3 separate regions of the Mus musculus genome follow, and all the other regions are linked to region 3. A link is a loop called in an ENCODE intact Hi-C map of the cell type or tissue named here. Cell type or tissue: left cerebral cortex. All regions are shown on one strand. Links, peaks and the distances in the headings refer to the core of each region. The heading gives the core; the rest is flanking DNA.

The links. Hi-C counts contacts between places; a loop is a spot of excess contacts. Peaks named below come from ENCODE experiments on the same cell type or tissue, not always from the same donor. Only the 100,000 strongest peaks of a DNase experiment are listed, where the experiment ranks them.
Region 1: it touches region 3 in a loop (2.6-fold over the local background); 2 of 42 quality-filtered maps call a loop at or near these places.
Region 2: it touches region 3 in a loop (2.4-fold over the local background); 2 of 42 quality-filtered maps call a loop at or near these places.

What each region holds. Positions count from the first base shown.
Region 1 is chr1:65,530,990-65,536,744 of GRCm38, forward strand. No RefSeq gene overlaps it. Among named protein-coding and RNA genes, the nearest start is that of Pth2r, 220 kb to the left of the region's middle. In left cerebral cortex, for the core only: no CTCF peak of the experiment used is centred there; DNase peaks (open chromatin) are centred at 3,208 and 3,883.
Region 2 is chr1:65,541,458-65,547,212 of GRCm38, forward strand. No RefSeq gene overlaps it. Among named protein-coding and RNA genes, the nearest start is that of Pth2r, 230 kb to the left of the region's middle. In left cerebral cortex, for the core only: no CTCF peak of the experiment used is centred there; DNase peaks (open chromatin) are centred at 2,913 and 4,087.
Region 3 is chr1:65,636,747-65,642,501 of GRCm38, forward strand. No RefSeq gene overlaps it. Among named protein-coding and RNA genes, the nearest start is that of Crygf, 290 kb to the right of the region's middle. In left cerebral cortex, for the core only: a CTCF peak has its summit at 3,679 (motif pointing right); no DNase peak of the experiment used is centred there.

The DNA of each region.
Region 1 (5,755 bases), core at 1,986-4,485, 110 kb before region 3:
AAAATTCCTGAACAGAACAGCAATGGCTTGTGCTGTAAGATCGAGGATTGACAAATGGGACCTCATGAAACTACAAAGCTTCTGCAAGGCAAAAGACACTGTCAATAAGACAAAGAGACCACCAACAGATTGGGAAAGGATCTTTACCTATCTTAAATCAGATAGGGGACTAATATCCAATATATATAAAGAACTCAAGAGGGTGGACTCCAGAAAATCAAATAACCCCCTTAAAAGATGGGGCTCAGAGCTGAACAAAGAATTCTCACCTGAGGAATACAGAAAGGCTGAGAAACACCTGAAAAAATGTTCAACATCCTTAATCATCAGAGAAATGCAAATCAAAACAACCCTGAGATTCCATCTCACACCAGTCAGAATGGCTAAGATAAAAAATTCATTTGACAGGAGATGCTCGCGTGGATGTGGAGAAAGAGGAACACTCCTCCACTGTTGGTGGGATTGCAAGCTTGTACAACCACTCTGGAAATCAGTCTGGCGGTTCCTCAGAAAATTGGACATCACTAGAAAGAGAGGCCCATTGGTCAGGCAAACTTTATATGCTCCAGTACAGGGGAATGCCAGGGCCAAAAAATGGGAATGGGTGGGTAGGGGAGTGGGGGGGGGGGAGGGGGTGGGGGACTTTTGGGATAGCATTGGAAATGTAATTGAAGAAAATACGTAATAAAAAAAAGTCTACTTCTTTGGGAGTTAGATTTATTATTTATACTGTACAACTTTTTCAATTTCATTTAGTTTAGTTAACTTCTCATCTTAAAATTTGCTCATAGCATTACTTATTTAAATTATAAACAAGTGAAGGATCTGTAATGATTTCTGAAATAAGTAAAAAAAAATGCATTTATTTACATTGTGAAGAAAGCCAGAATGATTTTCAAAATATTGACACATCATGGATCTTTGGGGAAAAATAACTTTAGTCAGGAATGTCAAAGAGTGTCAAATGTTTGAATATAAACCCACTTAAAAGTCAAACATGATATTTTTAGACATACTTTTAGACATATTTTTAGACAGTTTTAGATAAAAATCTCATGCTGGGATTATGCTTATATCTTGTTTGTGCATGCTAGCCAACATCTATTACTGAGTTACATCTTTGTCCCAACATGTGCTTTTTTTTTGACAAAAATTTAAATTATGTAATAGGACTGTTTGATTTGTCGTAATTCGAAAGTTTAAAATACTGCATATAGTAATTTTCACTGGCTCTGAATAAAATGTCTCATTAGTATGTAAATGTTTTCCCCACAAAAGAGATATGTGGTTGTTTCCTCTTTTCTTAGATAGCATGAATGTAATCAGGGGCTTTTCCACCCTCACTTGAGTTCATGAATAACAACTCAGTGGCTTATTATTTATTAAAAAATGTCTGGGCCATAAGGTAGGCTTGTTCTCCAACTCACTTGTGACTTAGGTTAACTTATTAATACTGCTCTATGTTTGGCCCATGGCTAGTTATCATTTTACAGTTTCATTCATCAGATTTCCTCTGTTTCTGGGATGGGAATCTTTTTCCATGCTTATCTCCCAGAGTATTTTTCTCTCTCTGATATATGTATGTCCTATTATCTAATCCTGCCTGCCTCAGCTTATTGGTCATCAGTTTTTTATTACAGGAAATGCTTCCACACAGTGCACAAGAGATTATCCCTACACATGAATGTATATGTAAATTCCTCTTTAGCTGCCAAATGTTACTGTGGAAGGACATCCTCAAGGATATCATATATTTGATAACACACCAAATTATAGAATTTCCAAGGAACATATCATATAATTAGAAGTCAATGTTATAAAAGGTATGTAGCCATATGCTTTAAACTTTGACTTTATTTTGTTTATTCCCATCTATAATATAAGAAAGAAGGAAAAATATATAAGAAATGAAGCTATAAATATCATAAATATGTGCTAGAAAATTACATCAAAGCCTGACATCACATATCCATACATATGCATGGAAGTCATGAGACTGATTTATGATTTTTCTCTTTAATTATTGACAATCATTAGGGAATTGTTTTACCCTCTGTTTCTGAACTGGCTTAAAAGGCTGTAGATAAATTTCAGAGTTATTGAAATGAATTCACTGGTTCAGTTTTTTTAGTTTAATAGTAAAATTTGTTGAAATTTAACAATTACTCATGTTTACATACCTCTTAGAGATTGTCCAGTGTGATCAATGCCATTATACTGGTTGTTTTGATTCCTTGTCTCTTGTGCATTTAAATTGTAAGTTAATTAAATATATAATTAAAAAATATTGTAGATTTCTGAAGTTTCTCATTTAAGAAACAACTGTGCTAGAGGATAGGTGTTCAACTGGCCCGGGAGCGCTTTGCCTGAGCATTGGCAGCAGACATCTTGGTTCTGGGACTCCACCGAGAGTATTCTGCACAGGTGAGAGTGTGGACTACAGAAGCTAACAGCTTCTGGGACAGGCCGAAGCAACACAGCTTCAGGGACAGGTCCTGTTTTGGGCCTTCATCTTTGGCCAGGAGGGAGTTCCGAACGCCAGATATCTGTGCACCTTCCCTGTAAGAGGAGAGCTTGCCTGCAGAGAGTGCTCTGACCACTGAAACTCAGAGGAGAGAGCTAGTCTCCCAGGTCTGCTGATAGAGGCTAACAGAATCACCTGAGAAACAAGCTCTAACCAGAGACAACTAAATCAACTAACTCCAGAGATTACCAGATGGGGAAAAGTAAACGTAAGAATCTTACTAAAAGAAAACAAGACCACTCACCATCATCAGAACCCAGCACTCCAACCTCCCTCAGTCCAGGTCACCCAAACACACCACTAAACTCATGAAACTCAAGAGGAACAAAGACCAAAGTGTGGACACTTTGCCCCTTCTTAGAATTGGGAAAAAAACACCCATGGAAGGAGTTACAGAGACAAAGTTTGGAGCTGAGATGAAAGGATAGACCATCTAGAGACTGCCATATCTGGGGATCCATCCCATAATCAGCTTCCAAATGCTGACACCATTGCATACACTAGCAAGATTTTGCTAAAAGGACCCAGTTATGGCTGTCTCTTGTGATACTATGCCGGGGCCTGGCAAACACAGAAGTGGATGCTCACAGTCATCTATTGGGTGGATCACAGTGCCCCCACTGGAGGAGCTAGAGAAAGTATCCAAGGAGCTGAAGGGATCTGCAATCCTATAGGTGGAACAACAATACGAACTTACCAATACCCCCCCTCCCTGGAGCTCGTGTCTCTAGCTGCATATGAGTCAGAAGATGGCCTAGTTGGCCATCAGTGGAAAGAGAGGCCCATACGTCATGCAAACTTTATATGCCTCAGTACAGGGGAACACCAGGGCCAAGAAGTGGGAGTGGGTGGGTAGGGGAGTGGGTGGGGGAGCGTGTGGGGGACTTTTGGGATAGCATTTGAAATGGAAATGAAATAAATATCCAATTTAAAAAAAACGGAAAAAAAGAAACAACTGTGTTTTTCTGAGGATCACAGTTTTAATTGAATGTTAGTAGAAAATAGTATTGAAATAAGTCAGACCTCAGTTGGAATCATGTTCCATCTCTGACTCTGTGTCTTGGAAAAATCTTTTAGTCTTTGAAGCACTGACTTCTCCTAACAATAGCAAATTAACTGTTTTAGTTTTTGCTTAAATATAAAATTATATGAGCTTCTATTCTATCATGAGTAGACACAGCATGAACCTTTGAACAACTTGCTTTTAGATGATGTTATTTAATATCACAGTTATAAAGTTTGCATAGCAAGCACTGTTAATGATAGTCTGTTTAGCTTGCAGATAGGAGCCTACCATGGTTGTTTTCGGAAAGGCTCCACCCTGCAGCTGACTCAGACAGATGTAGACACCCACAGCCAAACAGTAGATGGAGCTTGGAGACTCTTATGGAAGATTAGGAGGAAGGATTACAGGCCCTGGAGAGGATAGGAACTCTACCAGAAGACCAATAGAGACAACTCACCTGAACCTTTGGGATTCTCATAGACTGAAATACTAACCAAAGAATATACAAGGGCTGGACCTAGGCCTCCCTGCACATATGTAGCAGATATGCAGCTTGATCTTCATGGGGGTCCTGAACAACTGGAACAGGGGCTATCTGAAAAGCTGTTGCCTGTATATGGGGTATGTTCTTCTAGCTGGGCTACCCTGTCTAGCCTCACCTAGCTTGTAGAGACTTGATGTGCCAGGCTAGGGGGGGATACCCAGGGGAGGGGGCACTCAGAGGAGAAAGGGGTTGGGGAATGTGGGAAGGATTGTGGGAGGGGATGACCAGGAGGGGAGTAGTGAGTGGAATGTTAAGTGAATAAATAAAACATAAATAAATAAATAAATAAATAAATAAATAGATATTAATGCATTGCTTATATGATAACTTTCTGTAAAATACTTCACTTGAATTATGGGATATAAGTGGTTAAGCACATTTACTTGAAAATGTAAACTCATATATATTGTAGTATATACTCCAGTCTGATATTAGGATCTGAAACACCTTAATTATCAGCTCTTACTCCAATTATGTTTTCATACATTCTTAAAAACAGTTACCAAACCTAGTGGATTCACCAGCCAGTACAAGGAATGTTAGAAATACCATAGGCAAATGAATGCAATTCAAGATATATAATTGGCTGTAGCAGTCCAGCAGCCGTGGATGAGCTGGGTTACCTGAAAGGGGGGCTGGAAATGAAAAAGGACGGGATGGGAGAGAAGAATGAAGTCAAGACAAAGGTTCTCTGACTAAGGTTCAAAGTTTAATAGTCCGCGCTGTGTTTATATAGATATGGGGAGCCCACAGACCCATCCTTTGTTCCAGCTGGATTGACTTGCTTTCTGTCAGCTGGGATTATGTTACAAAGCAAGCTCAGCAGGCAGTCTGCTCCTGAAGGAAATTGACTCCACCTGGGTCCTTAAGGTCCAACTTGGCAAACACTTAAGGTCTATTTAGTCTGCTCAAGGCTGGGGGAAGGGCACAATTGGCTAAAACAATTGTATAGACAGCATAGCATTCTATTGTCCAGGGGCAGAGTTAGTTCAAACTCATTGTCTGCTATCTGTGTGCAGTACTACAGTCTAGGGATTCATTTCGTGTTGTATAATCTGTTTGGCATTTTGATGTGGAATAACTTGTTAGAATATTATTATACAATGTCTCAGGATGAGGGGCTCCTGCGGTGAGCTTCTGGCCATGAATATATAGGTAAATATATAGGTTTCTTCATGCCTGAAAGAGCAGGTTCCATGTTTCCAGTATACTCTCTAATAGAATGTTTCTTTTGAGTCTCTAATATAAAGAGAATACTGGTTGAAAGATGGAGATCTGAAATAAACTCTGTGCCTTTAAGGGACAAGAGTGGAATTGTAGCTGGTGCTCATCCGAAATGAGAAACCAGTGTAAGGGAACTTGGAGGTGAAGACTGAACAGGACGTTTCCCCTTTCTGTGCCTTTGACTAACTAGGGAGTTTCATTTCCTTTACAGGAAAAAAGCTGACAATAAAAACCTTATTTGGAACTAGACTATTAAAAATTATAAAGGCTGATTGAAATAAGACTATAAATAGGACAAGATCTCTCCAGAAGGACACATCCTACTGAAAGTTCCTATTGTGTGTTTTGAGAGCACTTGGGATTTCTGGCAACCAGTATTTCTTGGATCCAGAGTGCACTCAAAACTCAATATAATCTTAATATCAATGAGTGTGGGGGCAGAAAAAACCCAGCTCTC
Region 2 (5,755 bases), core at 1,886-4,385, 96 kb before region 3:
CACGCTTTTTGATCCCTGAATTCCCCTTAAAGAGATAGCCTCTCTGGCTATCTATCCCTTGCTTCAGGGAAGATGAGCGGGGATGAGAGCCCTGGGATGTATGCTTGTTATAGTGTGTGTGTGTTTTTTGTGTTTGGCACATGTGTTAGGTGCAGAGTGTGCGGCCCGCACTTTAGCCATGGTAGCGTAGGCTTTTGCTGCAGTGGAGGCGGGACAATCTCCTCAGATTTGGTTTGCCGCTCTAAAAGAAATTATGCTGCGTTATGCCTTGGGGTGCGAGGCTAAGCACTGCACAGAGGATAGCTTGCTGTTGGCATCCTGTGGAAGGCAGGTCTGATTGCATGAAGGTTCAGTGTCCTAGTTCCCTTCCCCCAGGAAAAACGACACGGGAGCTGGCCAAGACCTCTCTGGGTGATGAGCCTAAGGGATGGTTTTGTGTAGGGCCCCTATGCTTGCACACTGGGGATCAGACCTCTACCTTCACCCATGAGGCTTGCTTGCAGCAATTAAGATCTGGCCATAAGTTAATTAACATCCTGGCCTTTTGATGCACCTGCCGCAAGCAAAACACAATCTCCCCAGGTGTGGCTTGGCATAATAGAGAGGTAGTCAGTGATAAGACTCCCTGGGCATGTCACCAACCTAAGACAGGGATCAAACCAATGCTGTTTGTCACCCAAGGACGGGTAAGGGGCATGGCTGCGGGGGGCTATCTACAGACATTCTCTCTGCCAAAAAAGAAAAAAGGGGGAATTGTTAGGAGCAGGTGTGGCGGCAGTCCTAAAGGCGCCAGGGACTGCAGCTAAGTCATATGACTTGCACCTGACTTCCTCATATAAGACACAAACATCTTGAGTGCTGCGCAGGTGTACCAGGATACAGGTGAATCCAATTTGGTGGAGATTTGCCCCTGCTGCCCTGATTAGCTGAAGCTGCGTGCCTGGTGAGGTGGCGTGGCCTGCTGTGCGTGGATGGGAACTGAGAGTATATAAGAGTGAGAGGCCCGGGTTAGAGGAGGATTATTATTCGAGAGAGGATTGTTATTATTGGGAGATATAAACGAGGGAGAGATACAAACAGGGGAGATATAAACAAGGGAGATATAAACAAGAAGAAATAGGACTGAATAAACGTGTGCAGAAGGATCCTGCTGTGGCGTCCTGCTTCCTGGCCAGTTGGGCGCGCTCGACAATTGCAGAAAGATAAAGGGAAGCCAAGGGGGAATACTATAGTCAGTTTTGATAGAAATATGGTCTTGGTGAAGCTCCTGAGTCCTCATGAATGACTGTGACTTTGGTGACAGCTCCCAAACCTACCAGATAGTCCATTTGGATTCAGTACAATGAGTAATTTTATCTTCCTTTGAGTCTGGGCTTTTACTTTCTTTTGACAAATAGGACTTCTCATTTTCCCTGCAGTATTCTCAAGAACAAATCTTAATCTGCAGTTTAGTCCATGTGAGCCTTAGAGTCACACTACGGACCCCAAATTTCACCTTCCATAGGCCCTGTTGTCTTGGTTTCTGAATCCCACTAATTATTGTTTATCTGCCAGCTTAGTGCACTTGTAGTCTAGGCAGAATTCACAAGCACTCTTAAGCAGCTCATCACTCTGGGTATCAGACAATATTCTCATTTTGTACTCAACTTACCATTTATTCCTACTGATTCCCTATAAGTTTTCAGACTGAAGTCCAAGTTCCTGACCATTGCTTAGGAAACAGTGAGCTGCCGTCTATGCCTCCCAGCTTCCTTCCTCACTGTGGCCAGCTTACCACAGTCATCCTGATTTAATATACTTTTCTACCATCCCACTTGCTCATGCTAGCTATTTTCCCTATATTCACTTCCTTTACCCAGCCTGATTCTGCTTCACTTCCATCATCTGTAGCATGTATATCAATGTAATTCTTAATAGTCTGTGCTCTTAATTAGTAACTGTTACATGTGTAGCAATGTGATTCATGTACAGTCTGTGTTCTTAAAGACTAAACTATCTGAAAGCAAAAGACATGCTTTTTCCATTGTAGTTCCTGGGCTAATAAGAAAAATGATATTTGGTTTTTAGTAAATATTTTAAAGCAAATAGAACGTACTGGGTGAGAGGTTGGGCCTTTGACATACACACCAAACAAGATGCTCAAGGATTCACAACAGATGAGACAGCCATAAACAAATATACTTACTTTTAAGTTTTTATTAGTTCTTTGAGAACTTCCTACAGTGTATTATCATCAGTCACTCTCCATCTCCCTACTCCTCCTAGGTCTTTCCCAATTTTTCAACCTACCCTGCTGATAAGAAGTAAGTAAGATAGTTATACACCCACATTCAGGGCAGAATTATTCACAATAGACAAAAAGTAGAATCAATTCAAGAATATACTTGTGGAGGAGCAGATAAGCACAATGTAGCACAATGTAGCATATACATACATTTAGAAACGTCCTCAGCTATAAAAAGGACAAGGGCTTTGACAGTTGTAAAAAAATGAACAGTCCTTGAAGGCATAATGCTCAGCCTAATATGATAGTCATAAACAAAAATTTTATACTTTCCACTACTATGAATTGCTTATAGTAGTCTATTCATTGAGATAGAAAGCACAATGGTGACAGACAACAGTCATGAGGAACTGGGTCCTATAATGATGTAAGGCTTCTGGATATTGGCTCCCCAGCAGGGTAGATGTGCTGAATTAATCTTTTAGGGTATTCAAGATTTTGAATTTCATGTTTTATAAATTTGACTACAGCTTAAATAAGAAGTTAATGAGAACAACCCTAGGATTAGAAAAGGAAAGACACGGTTGCCTCATGCAACTCACGGTATCACGAGGAGTCTGGAAGGCACACAACGGAAACACAGTTCTACATTTGTGGCTTGATGGACAATAGAACAAACTACCCAGGAAATGAATGCATGAATGGAAAGGCAGCTTCATCTTATTGAATGAACTTGCTGTGAGCTAGTGTAAATGACAGCTGTGCTTTTGGAAATAATGAGCTTGGCTCCTAGATCTCTAAAATTATGTTCTCTGGTGGATTTCCAGCAGAGATAAATGACAAGATTTAAAGCTTTCCTCTTACAAATTAATTTGAATTACTATGACATAATAAAGATCTCCGGGTAGTTCTTTATTATATGAATGGAAGTTCCTGCTGAATAGGCAGCTCTCAGCACCAAAGAGACAAATTCAAAGGTGCTGACATATCTAATTGAGCACCTGCATGGAGGATATGAAAGGATGATTAGTAATGTGTATCAGGGACTTCCTTAAAGATGGGTCTTCCAAATGCAAACCAGCATTAGTGTTCAAATATGAAGATTATATATCAGATTAGTACAAATACTCCAGATCCACAGCTGGGACCTTTCTCTAATTCATCTCTGAATTTGACCTCCTTATTATGTTTGTGATATATGTATATGTATATATATATATGTATATATATATATTGACTTGATTCTATAGTTTATTGTCTAATAGAATGGGTAAAATTAATTTTTTATCACATCATGGAGAGTTGCTTTGCCACAATATGTTTTTGTTAACATTGAGCAAAATGTTTAAGTGGTAGTTGGTATCACACAGTTCAGCTGTGGACCTGATGAAGTCGTTCTGCTTAGGATCTTACAAGACTGAAATCAGCATGCCAGCAAACATGATACAGTTTTGTTTTGAGGACCCAAGAAGGATTCATTTGTAAGCTGGTTCGGGTTGTCAGAATTTTGTTTCAGAATGAGGTTATTTTTTAAAAAAAAAAGAATTATTTATTTATTTTATGCATATGAGTACACTGTATCTGTCTTCAGACACACCAGATCCCATTACAGATGGTTGTGAGCCCACCATGTAGTTGCTGGGAATTGAAATCAGGACCTCTGGAAGAGCAGTCAGTGCTCTTAACTGCTGAGCCATCTCTCCAGCCCAGGTTCTTGTTTGTTGAGTGACTGTTAGGGTTGCCAACTTCTCCTAGGGACCATTCTTGGGTCGTGTTCACATGATTCCACCCCATCTTTAATGCAGTGAAGATGCAGCACTTCCCAAACTGAAGGACATGCAGTGTCTAACCTACTTTCTTCTTCCCATCCCTCCCCAGCTTGCTGGTTTTTTCCTGCTCACCTCGGAGAATGCTAAGTGCAGAAATAGAAACAACTGGAGAGCCACCAATGGAATCTAATACAATTTTGTGGTATACCCTGCTCCAGCACCAGCTCCTCTCTGTGAGGTGCATTTTTTTTTGTCCTGAAAGACCTCATTTTCCCCTCTGCTGAGCACAGTCTTTCTCTCTGTGCTTATATCCTGATCCCTAAAAGGGAGATTTCCATTTCATTCCAATACTCATCCATGTTGCAACACACTGACTAGTCACTGTGTCAGTACCCAAAAGACAAAATAATCAAGAATTTTGTTTTTCAGAATAGGCCAGGTGTCTGTTCTGTTGTTCGCTGTCCGCTCCCCAGGGGAACCCTTCAGGCTTGTTTCTTTCCTTTTCTACCCCTGATTAGCCCATCATGTTCCTGGCAAAAAGTAACAGGGCTAGGATAAGTGAAATTTTATAAGCAGGTGCTACACTCTGAGGTTTTTGTACTATACGAATGTTTCTTGGGATGTGAAATAATTTACTGATGAATATGAAATAGAAATGCCTTTCATGAAATCCTATCATTATGATCTTAAGCATTATCAGGTTACAGGAACCAAGAATTTCTGCTCTAGGTGATTTATTTTCTTATTCTGTCAGTCAGAATGGTTGCTCAAGCAAACACACTCCAGTATAACAGTTTTTAGATTTTAAACCATCCCACTAAGCTAATATATTTAACTATCACTATCAAGCTCAGTAATTTCAAATAAAGAAAAGGAAGTAATGTTATATTTATTGATAGTTATTCTGTGCTAAACTTACACAGATTGAATGCAATAGTGATCAACTCCTAATTACCAATCATGCAGGTGTGTCATAGTAATGGAAGAAAAAGTACTTACCCTTGGAGTTATTTAACCAAAAACGAGACAGATTTGAATTCTCTGCTTCACGCCCTCTTGTGTCTTCCATCCTCTGTCTGTCTGTCTGTCTGTCTGTCTGTCTGTTGTGTGAGTCTGAGTCTGTTCCTGCTTAATAAATGTTGTCTTGTAAATTTGTCTATCCCTGTGTGTGATTGTGTCTTTAGTGTGTGTTTGTGTGTGTGTATTTTGTAACTTCACGTGTCTGTCACTCACAAAGTGCTTCATCCAAAAGGAATAGGGTATATTTTACAGAAATCTTTAAGAGAGTTTTATAAAAGTTTAAGTCACTGGCTACAACTTATCCCAGCTGACTCAGACAGCAACCAATATTTTTAATTTTTTTATGGTATATTTTGAAAGGTTTCTTTCAACCTCAGTATTTGTTGCTTTTAGCACATGATTTACATGATCTGGATTAGGGCATGTGAGAGGACATAACTTAAAAGTACAGCTATGGTTCAATTTAGGTTGTAAAAGTTAATTGCCAGGGAAACCCAAAGTTAGTTGTTCCTTTATTCTCCTAAAGGTAGGTTAAACAAACAGTCTGAGTAGACAGTAGGATGCAGCCTTAGGTGACCCAAAGGTGTATTATTAATAAACTCTGGCTGTGAGGTCCTACACAAGTTTCAATCTCTTTGAATGTAAGATATTTTCAGAATATTTTATCACTACTTTGGTGATTTAAAAAGGTGTGGCCCCCATAGAATGCCTGGCCCACAGGAAATGGAAGTGTAGCCTTGTT
Region 3 (5,755 bases), core at 2,157-4,656:
TCCCCCTTGATCATTAATTGAGAAAATTCCTTACAGTTGGATGTCATGGAGGCATTTCCTCACCTGAAGCTCCTTTCTCTGTGATAACTCCAGCTGTGTCAAGTTGACACAAAACTAGGCAGTACAGTCCCCAAGCCCAGGAATCAAAATTCTACCTATGTCTCTTCTGTCCAGTTATAGGCTGCTGGCATCTTTATTCAACCAATAGTTTTAAATTACAAAGCAAGGTTATGTAGCATCACTTGGTGTATATGAGAATCTCTTCATCCCTAGGGGCAACAGACACTGGGGGTACTATTGAGCATTACAATATACAGCCAAAGACCAAACTTCAACAGATATTCATGACTTTTTTCTTTTCAAGGGAAACTTTAGTCCTTTTCATAAAAGATCTTCTAATACTTTGGTTAAATAAACATCAACATTATCTTACATAACGAGGAGTAATTTTGTAATTTGTTGTTGGAAATTCTAGTACACGTCCTCCTAGGCTAAGGGGACATTAGGGAAGAGGCAGATGGAAAGAATGCAAGAGGAGTGCTGACGATGTGCTCACACTGAAGAGATGATGGTAGCTGTCCTGACCTGCACAAAGTTGCACCTGTCACAATTCATTATGTAGGCAGAGGGGCTCATAGGACTCTACCCTTCCCTGAGGGATTAGGGAAAAATAATGGGTGCTAGGAGGAAGAATGTGTCATTGTCTTTAGTGATGAGGCAACTGATGAGTTGCCCATGTTCCAGTAAGTAAGTAAGTAAGTAAGTAAGTAAGTAAGTAAGTAAGTAAGTAAGTAAGTAAGTAAGTCAGTAAATTGCAGTCATGCAAACAAGTGATGATATTTAAGTTCAATCTCTCTCTCTCTCTTACACACACACACACACACTAAAGTAAAGAGTAGTTTTGTTTAGAAGCAGAAAGGTTTAACAGAGGAGGGAGAGGAGGGAGAGAAGCCAGTGAGGGTTTAAATTGTAAACATTGAGTGTATATGAGTATAAATTGCCAGAGAAAAAAGAAAAGACCATAAGTGCTGTAGAACTTAGAAATAACAATACACTGTGTTCTTTCTAGTGCCTTCGAAACAGGCTACTGCATGGTTACGTGTGAGACTTACTCCTCCACTCCTGTAACTCACTGTCTGTGGTGGGCACTTGTATTTCTTCTTCCTGCTTTATTTTCCCTTTCCACTAAAATATCCTTGAAGCTCTACTTTTACCTTGAGATATGTTTTTATTACAAGACTTAGATATTATGTCTACACATTTAAAAAGTTACATGGTTTTAAAATGCTCAAAAATCTGTTTTTTTTCAAAAAATAAAATGATAAATTGTATTGTAAATTAATGAAAAGATAGTCTTGTTTTCAGGTTTGTATATGTCAAAATTTTACAGAAAAATCATTCATGTTTCTTTCTACTTCTCTATCGGTGTATCTACACTCTCATCTGTACCTACCTGGCTATATAATATTTATCTCTAATTATCTATTGGAAAACAATTCCAGCAGCATTCTATTGCCAGCTCTTATCAGATGGTGAGGAATTGCATTTTTTCTTTTGCAGTTACCTATTGAATGACACAACTGTTTATAATTTGGCATGGGTCAGATCGTTCTGGTTCTGCGGTCTTTAAAGTTCTGAGTCTTGAGGTGACCTTAAAAAAGAAAATCTATAAATAGAAAATTAAATAAATTCACAATAACAACACAGACTTATTCTTGAACATTTCTTTCACAGTCTGGGAATAATTTTATGTATTTTGAAACCAGTGATGGCAGAGACAACATGTTAGATATTGTAGGCAATATAATTTTATATATATATGTGTGTGTGTGTTTGCATATACATATGTATACACATATATGTTGTAGGTCATATAATTCCAAATATATATTACATAATATAATTGTTGAGATGTATTATATACTATAATATAAATTTATATATCATTGTGATAATCATCACAAACAGTTTTTATGTGGGTTATGCCTTAAATATATGTCTCCTATTTATTGTATTTTTGAGGCTCATGATATTTGAAGATGATAGATAATACCTTTTTCATGTCAGGATTACAGAATGATAGATATTAAAAAATACTTCTTGGATGGTGCATATATCCTGGATTAGAAGCATTCCATGTATCATAAATAGTTGCTTCTTTACTTACTGCCTATAAAATGACTTGTTATATAAAATAAGACAGATTTTCCCCAAAGTTTTAGAATACTGTGATGTTCTTTGTTCTGTAGTGAAAGCCAGAATTTTGTTCAGAAGAAATAAATAGATGTTACTTAAAGAGAGCTTTGTCACGATAAGGTACTCTTTTAACAAGAATCACTCATCTGGTAATGACTTTCTAAATAAAACTAAGAAATGTCTGCACCTTGAAAATGAAATTTGTTCCATAAAAGATATGAATGAGCCCTGTTAGAGTTATGTGTCATTCTTGGCTGCTCTAACCCTCTGCTTCCCCTCTCCAGGAGGCAGGAAATTTCATCTTTTAGAAAGTATGGAAGGAAAAAAGTGCTGCTATCAACATGGCATTGTTCATTACACTGAATGCTGAGAAATCAAAGTTATTGTAGACTTTAGTAGTTCTATTTTCCTTTCTTAGGTACAGCTTTTCAACTCCTCTTAAGAAAATATCTTTCCTTATGGTAATTTTATAAGTGACCAGAATATCTTTAAATGAACTTTATTGAGGTATGGTTACCATAGAAGAAACTTTCCCACTTAAAAAATATATTTGAATGATATTTGACAAAATTGTACACTGAGGTAATTACCAGCATAATACAGATGCCAGGTATTTCTATCACTAAAATCAATTCCCTTATGTGCCATCCCTAGTATTTATAATAAAGTTATTATAGATGTTCTTGTACAGATTTTTGTTAAATATAAGCTATATTTTGGTTTGACACAAATCAAGCAATGGGCTTAATAGGTGAAATGTAAATGCATTATTAAATGTTTAAGAACCTATTGAGTCATTCTTTTCAATGATTATATAGTTTTGATGTTCATATATATACATATATATGTATGTATACATATATATATATATGTATTCATCAATGAGGATGAAGTATCAGTTATAATTATACAAATATCAATAGCAAATAATATCTGTTCCTAAATATTATAAAATAATCAAGTTTTGAGGCCGAATGAAGAAATACAGGATTTAGCAGAATGTTTCTAATAAAGCCCACATCAATTATGGTTTAAGTTTTTGTTTCTATGTCTAGAGAGGCATATAAATATGAGCCATAGGGATAGATGGGTTGGATAGCCCTTGCCACACAAACTTAATGATCTGAGTTTGATTCCCAGAACCCATGTGAAAAAGTTGGAGATTGTTGCATGTGACTGTAATCCAAATGGTACGACAGCAAGATGAGAAGCAGAGACGGAATTGCTTGGATGTTCACGGGACAGCTAGCCAGGAGTATCACAGCACAATAGAAACAGCATGAGAAAGCCTACCTCAACCAGTTAAAGGAGAGAACCAACTCTGGAAAGTTATTTTTCTGACCTCCACATGTGTACTATGGCATGGTGGGTAATCTTACTCTAATGCAAATTGATGAGAGTGTTATTGCACAGTTAACTATAACCTCAGAAATGTCCACAGTTAGGTTAAACTTATTTTGTTGACTGTAGGTGGCACCCTATCAGCATACTCCAGCAGTATAACTCCAAGTACCAGAAGATGAATGAAAGATACTGCTAAAAGAATCATGAATACTGTATAACAGAGAGAGTAACATGCCTTATGGAACTCTCCTTAATTCTTTATTCACATTTTCTGCTGGGTGCGTTGTGGCTATTAAGGGTCTCTGCTGCATCTAGTTTGGGGATGTTTAAACTCAGCAAGCAAACATTGCAGCAAATTTGCTGTGCATGCCCCAGAACCCATTGTCACTGTCTTTTTACCCTAAAAATGAATACAAGTATAAATAGCAAAAGACGTGGAACAAAGTATCTCTTCAAATCTGATCTCTGTCGATGCAGGGACTCATTTGGAGTTTTCAGTGTTAATCGAAGACTTGAGTGCTGCCCTTGGTGGCATGCCTTGTTCCTACCGAAGTTCAGAGCTTTGAGTGTTGCTTTTAATTAGTCTGCTATGCCTTTTTCTTCCTCTTTCTTTACAAAGCTTTCGTGATGATCTGTGGCATACTCAACATTTGTCTTTAGTCACACTAGTCTGATTTTCTGTGCCACCAATTGCTTGTACAAAGGTCAACTCTAATCTGCTTTATTTACAAGAAAAAAGACCCAAAGTTTCAAGAATATATTAGTTTTTCCCATCATTTAACTTAATTCATTTATTCAGGCAATCAAATAGAAGAATAAAAGTATTTTAGGCATTGGTAGTATAAGTATGAAATACATGACTCAGAGTTTTAAAGGCATTTATAGATTAGTGAAGACAATGACCCCAAAACAAACAGCCCAAACTATAAGGTGACAAGTCACAGAGGTGTATTTGCTTAACAGGGACCCAATTCTTATTGTTTTCTAATAAGTAATGTACATTCACAAATGAAAAATACTTTGTAATTTAAGGAACTTCATGGACTATTTGACTTTAAAAAGAAAAAAATTTAATTTGGGGAAGGATATTTTTAAAAAAATATATTTGATTTCTAAGAAGCAAACTGTGGACTTTCAAATAAATAATGATATTTGACCTAATGACTGCTATGTTTTAACAAATATTAAAATACTAATTTCAATATCCCCAATAGCAATTTTATGTAAATGCTATGAAATGCTTATGCTATATGTTCTGTAATTTCTCATATTGTGTAAAAGTATGTTATCAATCAGCTAAAATCAAAATGGGATATTATAATATTAAGTGTATAGCCTTGAGTGCAGACATAACAGTCCCCAAATAATATAGGTATGTGGGTAGACAGATATATAGATAGAAATAATCTCCTTTTAAAGTGATTCACACTCTTTAAGAAGAAGAAATGAGTTAACCTGACTATTTTTATATTTAAGTGTGTGTGTGTGTGTGTGTGTGTGTGTGTGTGTGTGTGTGCATGTACATATATGTAGAGACTAGAGTTAAATATCTTCTATTTCTTCTTACTTTTACTGTTTTAGAGACAGGGTTGCTCACTGATTCTAGAGCTCACCAGTTCAGCCATGGCTAGGCAGCAGGACTCAAACACCAGCTTGTCTCTGCTTCCAAGTGCTATAGGCATGAGCAGTCACCCCTGGCTTTTATGTGGATGCTGTGAATTTAAACTCAGGTCCTCATGCTTGCTCTGCAGTGATTTTCTTCACTGTGCCTTCTTCTCAGTCCCCATTTTCAACTCTTAGTATTATCCACAATAGAGCAAAGCCCATGTTTCAGAGAGAGAGAAACTGCATAAAGGTAAGGAGGATGTGTAACCGAGAATCTAATATAAAGTCTTTTAATAACATTCTACTTAAATAGTGATAAAATGTGACTTGAAATCAAAACTTCCTTAAAAAAACTAAACCTTCTTTAATAATTTCAAACTTAGAGTCTTATACCATTATACCATATACAAATCTATGAAATGTTAAGCACCTAGCCAAACTTGTTGTTATTGTTTTATTGCATTTTGTCATGTGTTTTGGCTTTAATGAAAATCACTGGTTATTGACGTCTTCAACCTTCTATATAGGCTTGTTAAACCAGCAGCCTAGGAGGTGGTGGTCTGGTTTGTAAAATCTGTTGCACACGGAATGATGGTTAATGATCACCATT